2 separate regions of the Homo sapiens genome follow, and region 1 is linked to region 2. Evidence: chromatin loops called from intact Hi-C (ENCODE). Cell type or tissue: heart left ventricle. All regions are shown on one strand. Each heading gives the region's core, and the rest is flanking DNA. Links, peaks and the distances in the headings are about the cores only. Region 1 overlaps QKI (QKI, KH domain containing RNA binding). Region 2 has its middle 450 kb from the start of QKI.

Evidence for each region. Peaks named below come from ENCODE experiments on the same cell type or tissue, not always from the same donor. Only the 100,000 strongest peaks of a DNase experiment are listed, where the experiment ranks them.
Region 1: it touches region 2 in a loop (2.7-fold over the local background); 2 of 110 quality-filtered maps call a loop at or near these places.

The regions. Positions count from the first base shown.
Region 1 is chr6:163,426,473-163,429,289 of GRCh38, reverse strand. The region is part of intron 1 of QKI (QKI, KH domain containing RNA binding); the gene reads right to left. Among named protein-coding and RNA genes, the nearest start is that of QKI, 13 kb to the right of the region's middle. In heart left ventricle, for the core only: a CTCF peak has its summit at 1,273; no DNase peak of the experiment used is centred there; H3K4me3 peaks cover 1,311 bases.
Region 2 is chr6:163,865,269-163,868,085 of GRCh38, reverse strand. No RefSeq gene overlaps it. Among named protein-coding and RNA genes, the nearest start is that of QKI, 450 kb to the right of the region's middle. RefSeq lists an enhancer at 1,770-2,270. In heart left ventricle, for the core only: no CTCF peak of the experiment used is centred there; a DNase peak (open chromatin) is centred at 1,731.

The sequences.
Region 1 (2,817 bases), core at 100-2,599, 440 kb after region 2:
TTAATTGATATATTTTAGTTTTTCCCAATAAGGAATATTTCTTCTGATAAATAAGTTCTTTATAACAGTTCTTTAGGATTACTGAAAGAAATTCAAGCTTCTCATAAAATCTCTAACAACTATAAGAAACAATCTTAAAATGTATAGACAAAATTGGCCATTGCTATATTTCCCTGAAAAGAAGTAATTCCCATTAAGGTTCAAAGACAATGTGCTACGCTATCTCTGTGCCCTCACCACTGCTTCTTCCAGGAATGAAAAAAGTTACAAACCATGCTACTGCCAAAGATGAACTGAAAATCTGTGGATCGATCTCCAATTCTCTACATTTTAGGAATAACAGAAAAGGAAAAAAGTGGGGCTGGGGAGCAGGGACTAAAATGCAAGTTATTATCAGTTACAAAGGTGGCAAAGTCAATCTCTTCCTCCTTGGTTCTCTATATAGAAACAAGACATATTCTTCTCTCCTGTGCAGAGTTCAATTTCAAGTCACTGAAGGCAAGAGTATTTTAAATTGCCTTGACAGTTTAAAAAAAAAAAAAGCTCAATATAACTGAACTAGGAAAATATAACTTAAATACATTAAAGTACACTTCTGAATCACATCTAAGAAGGAACTTAAATGAGCAGTATTTCAACAATTGCAAAGCATATGTTAAAGCAATCTATGTAGTATTTACCTACTAAAAAAGCTAACAGTATGTCGTAATGCTATAAACTATAATAAAAGTGAGATAAGACTATCTTTTTTACTGCTGATAATTTTTTATTACTATGATAAAACTATGATCCCCAAAAGAACTTTCTCTTCATATAACATATAGTAAACTATGACACATTTTCTTCTGATTTATTTTAATAAACAGAAATAAACTGCCTAAAGACTTTATAATTACAAAGAAAACGTACAAACAGGATACCTCTCAATATATGTGACTCAGTCACCCACCAAAACAAAAACCCTTCAAACAACTGAGTTGTAAAGGCAGAAACTATTTCAGAAAATAGCTGCAATCAATCTGATGTACTAAACTAGTTACATTTAATATGGTCAACATACCAACATATAGTCTCTTAAAAAGACAAGTTCTTTAAAGAACTATGACAACTTTTTCACATGCCAATGAAAATACTCAATTAGGTAACTGTTATTTGTCACATTCCTGAGCAACTCTTCCCTTACAATTTAAAGGAGAACATTTTCCTATTCTGGCAAAAGGGTTATTTCTCAACACATTTTAATCACTGAGTGCTCTCTTTTGTGTACTAACATCCCCATCTGCTGGAACATAAGTTCCTTACTACTAAAAGTTCTTAATGACAACAAGTTTGCACTAGAGATTTTGCAACTACTAAGAAATACAATTTTAAGACTTACTTTCTACCTATGAGGTTTCCCCTACTTCATATGACTTTAAAAGCTTTAAAGATCTATATATATTTTTACTGATATTATTCAGAAGAATTCACTAAATTGAAACATTTTGCCTGTCATATTCTTTTTTCCCTACCCTTCGTGCTTAAGATACAAAGCACTAGTATAAACAACCATCTCCTTGTAAGTTATCTTTCTGGATCATATTGCCATCACACACACACGCGCGCACACACATGCAGGCACACACACGCACGCACCTGACATTAAAATATATGTGTATTTTCCATGTCTGCTGAGCATAAGGTAAAAGCTAATAGAAGCAGTAAGTACAACAAAAGAACACAGCTAATAAATGACAGCATCAAAAAGTCAAAAACAAGATTCAGTAGAAATTAAAACTTAGTATACACAGAATGAGGACCCCCCCACCAAAAAAGGAAAATAATTGTCATCAACCAGAAAAATGGGTCACTGGCTATATTATTGGTAACATGTCTAAAACAAATTTAAAAATTTTAAAGATAGTTTTACTGCTATTAGTAATATTATTAATTTTGTTATTTTGAAAGTATTTTCCTTAATATTGTAGAATAAAGCAAATAAGTATGTCACCATCAAGAACAACATTAGTTTAGCTGTGGCCAGCAAAAAAAAAAAAAAAAAAAAAAGGTACGAGTATAAAATTAACAGTAACGTTAAAAAATTGAATTGAAAATATAAAAATGAATGAATGAATTTTAAAGTCAATACTGTCCATAGAAAATGGCTCAGAAGTAATCACATCCTGAGAGTAATGAACATGTTTAACACCTAAATTCAAGTATTTCATACCATTCCTATTGGAGAAATGGCCAAGTGTAGCTCCAGAACAGGCAAGGCAGACAAGGCACAAGGGAAGCCTTGTGCCCCAGAAAGCAAGCAGCAGTTCAACAGACACAGGAGCCAGTTTAATTATCAATGGCTAAAGTTGTAATAATTTTAACATCAAAATTAATTATAGTTGACTTAAGTACATTGAATCTATGAAATCCATGAGTCTACAAAGATGATTAGAAAAGAGAGAAAAAATTCATTGGTCTCCATTTGAAGCAACTAGCAAACCAACACTTTACTTTGAGAACCAAGTAATAATAAGCAGCAGCATATATCTGGCTTGCCCCATTAGAAACTCACTTCAAAATCGCAATGTATTTCCGTGTTGGGGTCAGAAAGCTGTACCTTTCAAAGGATGCCAAGTAATTGCAGAAAGAATGGCAGAATTAAAGTATCATCATGGTGCAAGCTCTGATGAAACTGATTCAGGCAAAAAACTGGTCAAAACCAGGTGTGAATGTTGACGGGGCACCTTTGGTCGATGGGGCACCTTCTGGTTCCAAGTGGGGAAACAAAACAAAACAAAACAAAAAAAACTACCTTTAAAGTACAAGGATCCATCTATC
Region 2 (2,817 bases), core at 223-2,722:
CCAGACCCCTCCCCAGCTCCTCACCCAGGCCCCTGCCCCTCTCGCTCACAGCCAGCCATCGCCTGGAAAGGAAACCGGGGGGTGTGTTTTTTAGAATAAATTTGTATTAAGAGCCCTATGACTTTTTTTTTAGAATTGGAACCAATTTTAATTTGTCTTACTGTTCACATGTTCCACTGAAGCGATCGCAGCTCTCTCGCCTGGTCTCAGTATTTGTAAACGTAACAGCAAAGGCATATGGGGTTGAGTAAAACCACGTAGCTGCCCCCGTGTTCCCGCCTGGGAGTTCTGTCTGGAGACTTCGTCTGGGTATTCACAGCAGCGTAGGTGGCAGGTAGTTACAGCTCAAAGGTGTTGGAGCCTTTGTTGCCTCAGACCGTCCTGCTGATCCCGTCAGGAGCCCTGTCTGTTTCTACCGTGTTTAACCAAAGTCTAAAGCGCCCACGAGGCCGAGGCCCCTGTCCTGAAGGCGCCCCCGGTGGAAGCTGCACGTCGTCTTTCGGTCTGAGGGTCCCAGACTTCCCATGAGAGAGGACAGGCAGAGGCGCGGCTCTCGGGGGCCCACCCAGATTCAGACGGGAAAGAAGAGGGGCTGGAAGGAGGTAACTTCCCCGCAAAAAACGCACGCCGGTCCCCTCACACCAGGAGGAATGGCAGGAAGGTGCTGAGAGTTGGCAAGTTTCAATTTTCCAAAGCAGCTATTTCAATAATTCTGTTGATGGCGATTGAGAGTCCTCAGTTCTTGTCTCCTTCGTTTAAAAACATTTAAAACCAGAGAGACACAGCAGTAGAGAAAGGGTAGGAGGCAGCTTATTGCAAGGGAGAAAGGACACTGATAGCTAAGTGTAAAAGGGAAAGGACCCCGAATAAGTCGGAGCGGCGGATTGAGAGGTGAGACAGCAAACAGGGGAGGCTCCCTTCACGGGGGTCCTCCGGGATTCTTCATAAGCAGGTGGGAAGCAGCATGGCTGGTGAACATGTTCTGGGTGATCCTCTGGCTGCACAGGCACAGCAGCTGCCCCGGCTTGTTCATAAGTTGCATGTCTCATTAGCATCTTTTGATTGTCTTTTTTTTTTTTTTTTTTTTTTTTTTTTTGAGACAGTCTCACTCCTGAGACTCCCAGGCCGGAGTGCAATGGCGCTATCTCGGTTCACTGCAACCTCCGCCTCCTGGGTTCCAGTGATTCTCCTACCTCAGCCTCCTGAACAGCTGAGGTTGCAGGCACCGGCCACCATGCTCGGCTAATTTTTGTATTTTCAGTAGAGACGGGGTTTCACCATGTTGGTCAGGCTGGTCTCGAACTCCTGACCTTAAGTGATCCACCCACCTCGGCCTCCCAAAGTGCTGGGATTACAGGCATAAGCCAAGGCACTCGGCCATCTCATTAGCATCTTAAATCTCCACACAGGAGTGTGTTTTTTACTATTCTAATGAGCAAAGGGTCAGCCTGAGGACAGGTAAAATTAAAAGGAGCCCACTCCCTACAGGGGAAATTCCTTATTGGAGGTAGCTGTGCTTGAATGAGCTGGGCTACAACGCAAGGCTGCAGCTAATGGTGTTGACGGTGTGGTCGCCCAGGTGGCTGGACCCGAGGACATAGTTACTTCCTTGACTACCTATGGAGAGGAGAGCACAGGGACTCCTGACCCAGAGCAGCCTCAGGGACACGGGAAAGCAGCTCAGGAAGGCATCGCTCTCCCCAGCAGGAGGCAGGCAGAAGCAGCCCACACCCCACAGCCACGGTGAGAGGAGAAAGCCAGCCAACCTGTCATCCAGGACTCCAGGGAAGAGCCAGGGCAGACTCTGGCTGCCACGCAGGGAATGTATGTCCCCTCCGCTCCCTGGATGTGTGAAGAGGAAAAGAGAGTTCCCTGCAACACAGGAAATCAGAACCTCCAAGTGCCTGTTCTCTGCTTTGAGGTCTCTCCACACAGAATGAGCACAGCATATCACAGCCGATCAAGACCCAACCATCTCCGGTGCACCAGAATTTAAGGCTAAAACAGGATTGAGGCCAGGCGTGGTGGTTCACGCCTGTAATCCCCAGCACTTTGGGAGGCAGAGGGAGTGGATCACTTGAGGTCAGGAGTTCGAGACCAGCCTGGCCAACATGGTGAAACCCCATCTCTACTAAAAATACAAAAATTAGCGGGGCGAGGGCACCTGTAGTCACAGCTACTTGGGAGGCTGAGGCATGAGAATTGCTTGAACCCCAGAGGCAGAGGTTGCAGTGATGCAGTGAGCCAAGATCATGCCACTGCACTCCAGCCTGGGCGATAGAGCTAAAATTCAGTCTAAAAAAAAAAAAAAAAAAAAAAAAAAAAAAAAAAAAAAAAAGAAAGAAAAAACAGGATTGAGAAGCTCCATCCTATGGTAAAAACTAGGACTGAAGAAACAAATCTGGCCCAGCAGTCTGATTGATGAATGGATGAATGAATTGTAGTTCAGCTTGGGAGACTCAGTAGTTAACATATGTCAGCATTTATTGGTGAGAAGGAAATTATGGGGACAGGATGTAAGATGGAATCAGAAAGAAGAATTTAGTGTGAAACAGGAACTTAAACAGTGCCAATAAATCAAAGAAATAAACTAGGAAGAAACACCACAAAAAGTTCAAGCAACCCCATTAATAGGGAATGAAATACTAGAAGCCAGAATAACTGAGTTATCCCAGAGAGGAAATCACATGTAAGGATGAATTTACAGAACCGTCCTGAGTGATAGAGTGAAAGATACAATGAAGCTTCAAATAGGTGGAAAATACAGAGATACAACAAATATTCGCAACAGGACGGTGATTGTCAAAGCAAACCGTG